Linked DNA regions of Homo sapiens: region 1 is linked to region 2. A link is a contact called in ENCODE Hi-C or POLR2A ChIA-PET data. All regions are on one chromosome and are shown on one strand. The core of a region is the stretch at or near the end of the contact, and the rest is flanking DNA. Distances in the headings are between cores, read along the strand shown. Region 1 holds the start of LINC01814 (long intergenic non-protein coding RNA 1814). Region 2 has its middle 82 kb from the start of LINC00299.

Region 1 (5,471 bases), core at 1,155-3,654, 170 kb before region 2:
TCAAGCTCTTGTTGCATGTCAGGTGCACTGGCTATAGTGGGAGCTGGTGGCACTAGTGAGTGGGACGTTTCAGTTCTAAATGGATCAGGGAAGTTGCATCCTCCCCCATCTCCACCACTCGCTTGCCTACCGCAGCCTCTTTCCCCACCCCCCACCTGCAGGTGTAGCTGCTGCTGTTTCTCCCGAGGCGGCCACTGAGAGCCACAGTGTTCTCCCCTCAGGGTGCCCTTTGGCTTGTTGCTTGTGGCTACTCAGCCAGGTAAGACAGCGACATACCATCTTCTCAACATCTTCCCCAAGACCTGGACTAACTGTGGCATCAGACGTAATTGGGGTTTGAATCCTGGCTCTGCAACTTCCACATGGGTGGCTTAACTTGGCCAGGCGCAGTGGCTCACACCTGTAATCCCAGCATTTAGGCGGGTGGATCACGAGGTCAGGAGATCGAGACCATCCTGGCTAACACGGTGAAATCCCGTCTCTACTAAAACTACAAAAACAAAATTAGCCGGGCGTGGTGGAGGGGGGTGCCTGTAGTCCCAGCTACTCAGGAGGCTGAGGCAGGAGAATGGTGTGAACCCGGGAAGCGGAGCTTGCAGTGAGCTGAGATCGCGCCACTGCACTCCAGCCTGGGCGACAGAGTGAGACTCCGTCTCAAAAAAAAAAAAAAAAAAAGTGACTTAACTTTTCTGATTGTCAATTTTCTTGCCCATAAAATAAGGAAAAATACATTTTAACCCGTAGAGTTGTTTCAGAGATGAAACGAAGTGACATATGAGGTATATTTGATATGACAGTCAACACCAGTTAAGGGTTTATCCTGTGCTGGTCACTATTGTAAGCTCTTCTAAGCACTGTGTGAACTCATTCATTCTCCTCTAATGACCCTTAGAGGTAGGTAACATTATTATTATCTCCATTCTTAACATTTTCTAAAAACAGTTATAGTGAGAGAAATTAACGTACTATACAATTTACCCATTGAAAGTGTACAATCCATTGCTTCTTGGCATATTTTTAAAAATTGTGGAAAAATATATAAAGCTTATCATTTTTATAATTTATATTTTATAATTCATATCAGAACCTGGCGATGTGAATTATATTCATAGGGTTGTGCAGCCGTCACCACTATCAACTTCCAGACCATTTTTATCCCTCCCAAGTAGAAACACTGCACCATGTTATGCCCATTCTACAGATGAGAAAACCGAGGCACAGAAAGATGAGGAAACTTGTTCAAGGTTATGCAACCAGTGTCTGGCAGAGCCCGTGTGTGAGCTCAGGTCATTTGGCTCAGAGCTGGTGCTCTTCACCTGCAGGAGGAGCTGGGTATTCTGTAGCCTCTAACTGAGAACCCATTCCGTGCCATGCTCTTTCCTTCGGCCATTGTAACAAGGCTGCAAGACAGACAACGATTGCTGTTCCCATTTTGCAGCTTAGGAAACCGAAGCTCAGGGAAGTTAGACAACTTTCTCAGGGTCACAGCCATGGTGAGCGGCAGAGCCAGCTTTTGACCCCGGGGTCTCACTGACCCCAGAGTTCACAGCAGAGTCGCAGAGCTTTCCTGGTGTCCAGCTTAGAGAGCACACAGTAGGTGCGCGGAGTGCGAGCTGAGCTGCCCTTCGAGATGCAGTTCCGAGGGAAGCCTAGGCCCGGGAGACCCCAGCGGGTCCTGCAGATAAAGGAAAGTTCTCCAGTCAGCCCCGGAGGAACGCTGATCCCGCTGATCCCGAGGCAGGGCCCGAGGTTCCTGTTCGGGGCCTCCCTGCTGTGAAGGAGTCCTGGACCCCCGAGAGGTCCATGGAATTCTGCAGGGGAAGGCCTGATATGGAGGCCTGTGGAAGTCACCGAGGAGCCCCTCTCATACCACCTCACACTTATTTCTTCAGGACTTCAAAGTGCCTCGCCGGGAGGAAACCATGGGGGTCTGCCTGAAGCTGTTAAAGTAGCCGGCAGGATTCGATGTGTGCCCTGATTGCCAGGGTAGGGGCGGGGGGTGTAAAAGAGAGAAAGATTATACACAGGCCTAGGAATGATGAAAGGTCTTAAGCAATGAGGGGGACTTGAAAAGAGGCGACCAACAGGTCGGCTGGTATGCCTGGAGACGGGAGGCGGTGCGTGTGGAGAGTAGCAAGCTGTGCGGAATGAGGCTGGGAAGGTGAGCCTGGAGGCCCTCCCTGAGGCTGGATTGTGGGAGGAGCGGTGGGCAGGACCTTGAACATGACCCTGCGAGGCGGGCCGGGAGGGGGCGTGGCATGCTGCGGCAGTGGGCGGGCTTTGGCTGGGGCTGGGCATAGTCACGGCAGTGGGCGAGGTGTCGCCTGGCCCCGCCCCGTGGGTCCCACCCCCGGGGTGCACCCCCCTCCCTGGAGCTCTGGCTGCGTGCTGGCTCCCAGAAGAGGAACCTGCTGCAGGCGCCGGCGCGGGCGGCGAGGACGACCTGTTTTTCTGACCCAGCCCGGAAGCGCTGGTGCAGGTGGTCTCTGAATGAGGGTTCCTCTTTGCCTCTGATGTCTGGAAGGGGAATTCAGCAAGAGGGACTCCAGTCTGGAGCTCTGACCCCAACTTCCTCAATCCAGGCCCTCAAAGAGGGCGGCCTGTGTCACCGGGCGCCGGATTCCCCGGGGGGTGCCCGGGGTTGGGGCGGCACATTCCCACCTGGAGTGCCCTCATGCCTGGCTATGCCGGACCTGCAGGGTCACACCCTCTCTCTGGACCTTTCCCTCCCCTGCACCCCCGCCCACGCCCCAGGCCCTCTGCTGCTTAAGCCATGGCCCTGGGTCTGTATCCTGACCTGGGCTGGTCATTGTTCTGCATTGGGTAGTTTAATTACAACTTTCTCTGCGCTTATCTGGTCTATGAGCTCGTGATCGCAGGGACCCTAGCACAGGGTCTGGGACTTACTGAGAGATCAGTAAATGTTCATGGATGGTGGACATGGGTGTGTAGGATGCCGGTCTCCTCCCCTGAGAAGGGGCTTGGGCAGAGGAGTCCCTAGTTCGCCAGGAGCAGCCTCGCCCCACCTGACCAGGCCTGGGACAAACCAACAGGTTGCTGTCCTGGAAGGAAAGGGGTGCCTCCTTCCACCTGGGGAGGCTGAGCTGCTTCTCTCCTCTTAGGCCCTGTGCTGCAAGGCGCCCATACCTCCAGTCCGCACCTCAGGAGTCCTTCCCGTGTCCTCTGGGAGTTCCTGCCCATGCTGGCTGAGGCCCCAGGTCTGCCTGGGAGCAGTCCCACAGAGGGAAGGTGGTGGAGGAAGGGGCAGGGATGCTGGCTGAGGAAAGGCCCTCTTTCCTACGATGGCTGTACCCAGGAAGCCGGCCGCAGGTTCCCTAAGCCGAGGCAGCGCTGGCTGTAGTTTCTCTGGGCTCCTGGGCTGGTGCACCTGCCCCTGCCTTCAGAACGGGCCCCTGTGCATGGCTGGCATCTGTGATTGGGGGTAGTGCGTGTTTCTGAGTAATGTGAAAAGAGCAGCTTCTTTGACTTCACCATTCCTAGAAAATGGCCTCAACTTGCTGGAAGAGTGGGGACAGAGGGTCTCAGTTTCTCATGTGAAGCTTGCAGGCCATTGTCTTCAGCACCCAGCATGTTTTGGGGCCTTTGAGGGACTTGAGGGGCTTTTTGAGGAACTCTGGGCATGGGGTTTTAGCCGAGGCTGAAAGTGGAGTTCCCAGGCTGCTGTGCTGAGTCCCAGCTCCCTGCAGCCTCCTGGGTCTGGCCACGTCCACCCGCCCTCCTCCTTTCTCCTGCAGTTGTGCCTCTTTTCCCTGCTGCCTCCTCAGCCAAGCCCAGGGAAGGACTTAAAGGGCAGTGGAGGGGGAAAGAGGCTGGTGGCCTTGATGCCTCTAGGCAGCCGCCTGTTCTCTGGGCTCTGGGCCTGGGTGCCCAGGGAGGATGAGTGTCAGTGGATTTATTTTGCATCAGAAGGAACAGACTGCTCCAGATGCCTTTTCTGGAGTGTTAGGACTTGGGGCAAAAGAGATGGGCCCATCTCCTGAGTTTAGTGCCTGGAGTTTGCTTTAGTGCTAAAGCAAGAAGTAAAAATGGGATTTAAAGAAACCAAATGGAATCACAGTCATGGAGTGTCAGACCTGGACGATGCCTTGGTGACGAGGTGACTCCCTTCCCTTGGCAGAGCAGTGGAAGAAACTGAAGCTCTGAGAAATTCAGGGATGTGCTAGAGGTTCCAGAACTAGGCCTGGAACTTTCTTCGGGGTTCAGTGCTATGCCCGAAACAGTGGAAGGAGCCCGCAGTGTGGCACAGAGCCCCTTCAGAGCTCCAGCAATCTTGAGCTTAGCGTATGAGTAGACCCTGGAAGCCAGAGGACTGCCTGCCATCTCCCCAGAGTTCTCAGGACCAGTGCTGCTGAGGTGATGCACTTGAAGTGTGTGTCCACAGTGGTCAAAAGTTAGCGCTGGGGCCCTGTGCCCTGGCTCCCACATCTCCAGGTCTGGCCTCCATCGGCCCCTCCCTTTCCTTTGTGGCCTTGGCCTTGGCTTATCAGTGTCTCTGCCAGGATGTCCTCATCCTAGAGGGTGAGCTGATAAGGCAGTCTCATAGGATGCAGGGTTGGAAGGTGCCTCAGGGACACTTCAGCTGAGCCCTCTGTGAAAACACCAACCCCTGCAGGAGGTGGCAGGCGGAGGGGCCCAGGCTGCACTCAGGCTGTAGGAAGTTTGTTTCTGTGTTTGCCCTCCCCATGGGCTGCACCATCCTCAGTGCAGGGGCTTCAGCTTCCACACCTAGCACAGTGCCGGCCTTGCTGGACACTCAAGAAAGGTGAGTTCCCTCCTGCTGGCTGCCTCCGCCGCTGTCTCACCAGCCTGGGTGCTGGGTGGTGCCCGCACTCCTGGTGTGCTGCCTGCCTGCTTGCAGGAAGTCCTGATGCCAGTGCACCCTTTGCTTGAAGAGCTAGTGAGCTCCCTGTGGGAGGTGGGGCCTCCTAACAGTCTCTCCGCACATCCTGCCCTGCTCCTCCCAGCTTCCAGATCATGGAGGATGCCCCCAGCTGCTGACTTGTACGCAGTGGCACTGCAATTTCCAGAAGAAACCTCAGACCTGAAGAATCTATCTGCCCAGGCATCTGCCCCTCCCACCCTGCTGAGAGTCCCTGTCCTCTCTGGAGCTGGCCTCCTGGGGCCCTTTTCCTCACTGTCATGGCCCTTGGGAGACTTTCCTTCTCCCTTCCCTAGGAGGAAGCCCTCAAGCCCCATGTCGGTGACCCTGGGGCAGCTCAGTGTTTCCTGCCTCAGCAGCTCTGCCCACCTCCAGTCCGTCAGCAGATTCTCCCTTGCTGGTCTGGCCTTTCGCTCCAGCAGTGGCAGGCACAGCTGCCCACGTATCTACTCCTGTGTCACCTGCAATCTTGTCCCAGAAAGAAAGGCTGTAAGGATGTTCTCATCTGCTCCATTCTCATGCTTAAAGGGCAGGAAGGACCGTGGGACCTCCCCTCAGGGTCAGGGCCTGA
Region 2 (6,030 bases), core at 3,480-5,979:
TAGAGTCCCCTTCCCCCACCCCTGACAGTTTCTGCACATTGCATTGACACCACATTTTTTGAAGAGGCACATTTACCTCTGGCTGGTCCTGTGTGTGAAAACAATTCTGTTCATTTCAAAGCTGTCCATGGTATAGTGGCCATGGTTTTTATCCTTGGCTTCTTTAGAAAAAACCCAAATGTACCTGGTTCCTCTTGACCAGTTTTCAACTGCAAACTGAGAGGGGGGAGGCATGCTTCCCTGAATTCTCATTCCCTTTGGTGCTGAGGCAAGGGGAGTACAAATGGTCTTTAAAGAAACAGTTTAGGCTGGATGCGGGGGCTCACACCTATAATTCCAGTATTTTGGGAGGCTGAGGCGGGTGGATCGCTTGAAGCCAGGAGTTCGAGACCAACCTGGGCAACATGGTGAAACTCTGTCTCTACTAATAATACAAAAATTAGCTGAGTGTGGTGGTGTGCCTGTAGTCCCAGCTACTTGGGAGGCTGAGGCATGAGAATTGCTTGAACCCGGGAGGCAGATTGCAGTGAGCTGAGATGGCACCACTGCACTGCACCCTGGGTGACAGAGAGAGACTGTGTCTCCAAAACAAAACAAAACAAAAAGAAAAGAAAAGAAAATTGAGAAGTTTGAAAACGCCTTGATGTTCGGGTGTGCTGGGGCAGCCTTCTCCAGCCTGCCTCTCAAGGGGCTCTGTGATGTGCTCTCCCTCCACAAGGAGCATTGGTGTGGTGCCATGCAGTTATTTGGGAGCCTGTTGTCCTATCCTGCCGTCTGTTGCAGTTTTACAATGTCATTTCCCCAGATTCCTTCAGGAATGTTTCCTCACAAAGGCCTGCTTTTGCAATGCCCCAGGGAGCGATTCTGTCTCATTTTCTTGCTCTTTTTCTTGCTTAGCACTTAATGAACTTTTCTTGGCTGTTTCAACTGTCAGCATTTAAAGTCTGCTGGTGAATGTTGGTTGGCTTTCTCTGTGCTAAACTGGACCATTCAGTGGCGATTATAGTTCTTCAACATCATGAGAAATTTGAGGGAAAGGCGAACCTTCCAAAAGTCTCTCAATGCAGCAGGAAGTGCGTCTGGCAGAAAAAGGAAGGGGAAAAAAAGCCCTCAAGGTCCATTCTCTTCTCATAAGACAGAATGGGGCATGTACTGGAAAGCCCTATGGAAATAAAGCCAAAAGGAAAAAGACAGATGCCACACTGATGTCTTCGCTTGTGTTGTTTGTATGACACAATTGGCATGTGGCCCATTCCTTCGCAGGTTAATAAATCATTAACAGAACGTGGTGTTAGACCGGGCAGTGCTCAGAGACTCCTAGACAAATATGACGTCATTCCTGACTTTAGGAAACTCTGAGATTAGTGGGAAGACCAGCAATAAGCTGATGCCGAGGGAATAACTTCCCAAGTGGGGAGACAGATCTGAAGCACCGTGAAGGCACCGAGGGCCACCATCTCCACCTGGGAAGGGCCTGGGAAGCAGACAATCCAGCAGGGAGCCAGCTAGCCTGGGTATGCAGCAGGCACAGGCCTGTCTTCAAGGGTGCCACGTTGAGGGAATTGGAAATATTAATAGTTCAGAATGGCCAGAGGAATGGTTCTTTCAGGGCACCAAGTGGCAGGTTCATTCATTCATCCATTCTAGTTATTCATGGAGAACCCATCATGCTTTACTAAATGTGAGGCCGACATTTATGGAGGCCTGGCTAGAAAAGCAGGAGAGACCGGGAGGGCCTCAGGTGCCGACCGCAGCACAGGCCTTATCTGGAAAGCCATGGAGGGCCAGGGTGGCTCTCACCAGGACATGGACATGATCAGACGTGTGTGTCGGCCATCGTGTGCGAGACATTCTGGGGACCCCAGCCTGGGGGCACTGGGGCTGGGCAGGTGAGAACGAGTCCCCAGATGGTATTGGGAAGGGGAAGGAGATTATCCAGCCAAGAGGTTCTAGTAAATCAGATCTATTTATTGGATGAAATGAGAGGGCGAGTCTTTGCTGGTGTCTGAGTTCTTTTTTGGGGAAGCATTGCGTGCTGATGTCATCCCCGAGATCAAGGAAGAAGGAGGCACAGTTGAGGAAAGACGATTAATTTGAGGAGTCTGAAAAGTTAGAGGTGTTCGTTGTAATTTTGGGGTGATGCCCATAAGGCTGTCAGACTTCTAGGGCAGGCCATGGGGAAGAGAAGAGAGCTGCAGATGCGGATGTGGGGGTATGGCGAAGTCGTGGGTGTGGTGGAGATCACGTAGGTACAAAATGATCATTAAATATAACAAAAGTTCCTGAGAGCTCGCTCTGGGCTAAATCCTGTACTAAGCACTACTCCATTGACTCTTCAGTGGGACCCTATGAGATTCTGGTTTTAATGGTCTCCATTTTACAGAGGATGAATTTGAGACAGAGCAGTTCAAGCAGCTGCCTGAGGTTGCACAGCCTGTTAAGAAGAGCGGTGGGTGGGACACAGTGTGGGCCATTTACAGGAGGACTGAGAGAGGGAGGTTGAGAAGCCTGTAATTGAACTGAAATCCATGGGGCAGTTGTGGTACGGGAGCCACTGGGTTGGGTCAGCCTCTGTTTTGCCCGGTGGTCTCCCAGAATTCCGGGTCTCCTTGCTGCTCCAGTTAACTGCTGCACTTTTCTGCAGGGCAAGGAGCCGTATCTCAAAGAGATACATCTCGTAAGAGAATGCAGGCCATGCTGCCTGCAGGCTGTGAGCCTCCCCCTTCAAACCTCCAGGAAAGGGAAGAAAGCTCTGCACCTGGCATTGTTAACTTCAGGCTTACAAGAGTTGAGCCAAAGCTAACCTCCCATCTTGGCAAGTTGAAGCCCTACTCACCTTGGAAGGCTCATTGTGAATGGCAACTTCTCCTGGAAGCTCTCCAGATCCTCCCCCAGACAGGGTCTCTCACTCACAGTACTTTGCACAGGGAAATATCTTATTACCATGCAATCTTTTCCACAGTTGTTTGTGTTTGTGTCTTGAAGTCCCGGAGGGCTGGAACTCTATCTATTAATATTTGTGTGTCTTGCATGTAGAAGGTGCTTAATAAATGGTTGCATTAGTAGGTGCTTAATAAGTGGATTCGAATGAAGGGAAAAAAGGTCCTGGAACCTTTTTTCCTCCTCTAATTTTCCCTGTTTTTGGGTGAATTTGCGGCTAAACTATCCTTGTAGTCTGTCCTTCTGATATTTCTTTGTTTCTCTGTAGTCCCATTGTTGATTATTTCTTCCCCATTCATGCATTTACAGGTCTGACCTATATTAGAACTAGCGGTCTCTGGTCTCTGAGTCCTCGAGGGCTGGGTTCCTAACCATCTGTAAGTGCCAAGGCCAGTGCCAGGTCTTTAGTCAAGGTTAATAGATGGCAGCCGGTGAGATAGAATTCCAGCCTCCTGGGAGCCCCTCTCTAACCCTCCTCTGTTCCATCTCCAGCCCACACCCCCTTCTCCCTGGGCCAATCAGCTGCACTATTTCATCCCATCCTAATGAGGGGAGCAGGTGGCCCAGCCATACTCTGGGTCCCTTCTGTGCTTCTCCTTAGTCTTCCCAGCCACTGCTGATCCAGACCCAGACTCACACATGATGTTACGATGATATGGGCTTCAGCTTTGATCAAAGCTGAAAACTGCAGCTGAGACCTGTGCTGGCTGATAAATTAGCAAAGACTGATTTCAGCCAGTTGGGCCAGAGTCTGCAAATAAGTGGTGCCAAGAGCTGTTGGCATAGTTCTAAGTCAGGCCCTTCTAAACTATTCCTTAAAGAACGTCACATCATGGAGGAGGAAACTGGTGGTGTATTGTAGATGTAGGATGGTATCGAAAGGGCCCTCTGTAACCAAGAGGCCAGTAGTTCCCTTTGTCCCTGTTGATTTTCTGCCAGCTTACTCATACTCTGTCAGTAAAGTGGAGGAGAAGGTCATAGAAGAGAAAAAGACAGGGAGGGCCTGCATGTTTCTGTTATTTCCAGTGTGAACATTACAAGCAAGCTCATTAGGGTAATATTTTCAGTGGAAAGGTACATTTCTACTGGGCACAATGTAAGAATATTTTGCTCATGGAATTTTCACTTAACAATAGGGAAAAAAATCCGTTTTCACCAGGCAGCCTGGGCTCCAAGTATGGATTTGACAAGTGTTTCCCCAAATGCCACCAGGTCTGAAGTACGCAGCTGCTATGGAAATTTCAGAACTCTCAAAAGAGCCCCAAATGTATTTTAAACAATCACCAAATCACATATCTAAATTGCTCTTTCTATTGTTGCTAACAACATTTGGGTGTTATAATTAGAGCGACCCCAGAGATCTTGTCTGAGAAATCTTACACATTCATTTAGCTTCTGGACTTTCTGTGCTTTCATTTAGTGTCATGGTGAAATGCAAGGAGTCTGCCTGGCGACTTTCACATCCTATTCATTAGAAGTTTTACTTTCTGGCCCTAAGACGTTGATGTTTGGGTTTTCAGAAGTGTAAGATCATCTTGAATCTGAAACTGTCTTATCTTTGTGTCATTTTTCTTGAAGTCTCACCCACCTGTCTCTCAATCTCATGTCAAAAGTCATCCCATGACTCTTCCATGTTGTCTGATGTGATTTCTGGTTCAGTTTAATGAAGTTGTGAGAAAGCACATCATGGAGATGGAAGGAGGCTGTGTTTTCTACTGTGTGACAGTGTCATTGACTCATCCTAGCGATGCCACTCGCCGCAGGGCTGGAGAGCAGTTGATTGGCTCGAAGAAGAGGGCACATGGATTTATGTAAACCACTTGTGACCATGTTCGGGACTTTTGCAGGGCCTTAAAATTCTATCACAAATGACTCAGCTCTCTTCACAGCTATATTTTTTCAGGCATTTTTCCCCATTCAGGTTTGATAATTTTCTCTCTCAGTTCCTTCTGGTTAATCTTCTTATCTTCAAAATGTAAAACTACCATGCCCATTTTAAAATTAATTTACATGCTGAAGTTTTTTTTTTTTTTTTTTTCCAGACAACTTTCTCCTACCCTTTTTAAAGATGATATCTAACAGGGAAAAATCATGCTGACTTCTTAAAGTCTATTCTGGGATTTATTGGCAATTTGTTCACACACATTAAAGGTTATATTAGAAACTCCCCAAGTACTCACATTAACCAATGAATATAGCATATCGCAGATAACTTGGGCATCACTGTGGGACATAAACAAGGGGTCTCATTGCTTTATAATCTATGTATGTATACCCATTACAGCTTGGTATAGAGTAGCATTGAAAAACAGAGTAAGAATAACTTTTTGCTGGTCGGGCGCAGTGGCTCACAGCTGTAATCCTAGCACTTTGAGAAGCTGAGGTGGGTGGATCACCTGAGGTCAGGAGTTTGAGACCAGCCTGGCCAACATGGTGAAACCCTGTCTCTACTAAAAATACAAAAAAATTAGCTGGGCGTGGTGGCACAAGCCTGTAATCCCAGCTATTGGGGAGGTTGAGGAAGGAGAATCGCTTGAACCCAGGAGGTGGAGGTTGCGGTGAGCGGAGATTGTGCCACTGCACTCCAGCTGTGCAATGGAAGTGATACTCCATCTCAAAAATAAAATAAAATAAATATAAATAAATAATAACAAATAACTTTTTTTCTGTAAATTTTTCTGGATTTTTAGTGTCACACAGCATTTTGGCTCAGTTTTAACTGTTCCAATCACCTGAATTGACATTGTCATCGAGATCTTTATTGAATAAAACTGTGTGAATCAGATTCAGCTTTCTTTTGAGGATTAAAGTAGGCATTGGGAAGTATACAGTATTAGTCAGGGTTCTCTAAGCGAAACGTAACCTGTAGGACATATAGAGATAGACACGTGGGAGGTTTACAATGTTAATGGCTCCCAGGGTTGTGGAGGTCCAGACGTCCTGTGACCTGCCCTTTGCAAGCTGGGGAACCATGAAAGCTGGTGGGGAATTTAGTTCAAGTCTGAAGGCCAGAGAACGAGAAGTTTCAATGTCAGGAGGCAAGAGTAGAAGGATGTCCCAGCTCAAGCAGAGGGAGTGAACTCACCCTTC

Evidence for each region. A loop is a pair of places that touch in the nucleus more often than their neighbours do. ChIA-PET counts read pairs that join two places held with the same protein, here RNA polymerase II (POLR2A). Pooled maps may share reads with other maps.
Region 1: a loop to region 2 is called in a pooled map, with 5 times the contacts of the local background. The contact joins the promoter of LINC01814 here to the enhancer-like site in region 2. A Hi-C loop is called at or near these places in 4 of 37 single-sample maps with no recorded cell type and 7 of 50 pooled maps. POLR2A ChIA-PET finds 5 or more read pairs at or near these places in 1 of 52 experiments (A673).

The regions. Positions count from the first base shown.
Region 1 is chr2:8,580,725-8,586,195 of GRCh38, reverse strand. LINC01814 (long intergenic non-protein coding RNA 1814) reads left to right here and starts at 2,404. Exons shown (of 6, transcript NR_110257.1): 1 at 2,404-2,479. RefSeq lists enhancers at 1,108-1,786, 1,787-2,466 and a silencer at 2,144-2,513.
Region 2 is chr2:8,407,615-8,413,644 of GRCh38, reverse strand. No RefSeq gene overlaps it. Among named protein-coding and RNA genes, the nearest start is that of LINC00299, 82 kb to the right of the region's middle. Within about 2 kb of position 4,729, at least 6 of the 41 ENCODE cell types and tissues checked have a DNase peak (open chromatin) inside an H3K27ac peak, as active enhancers do.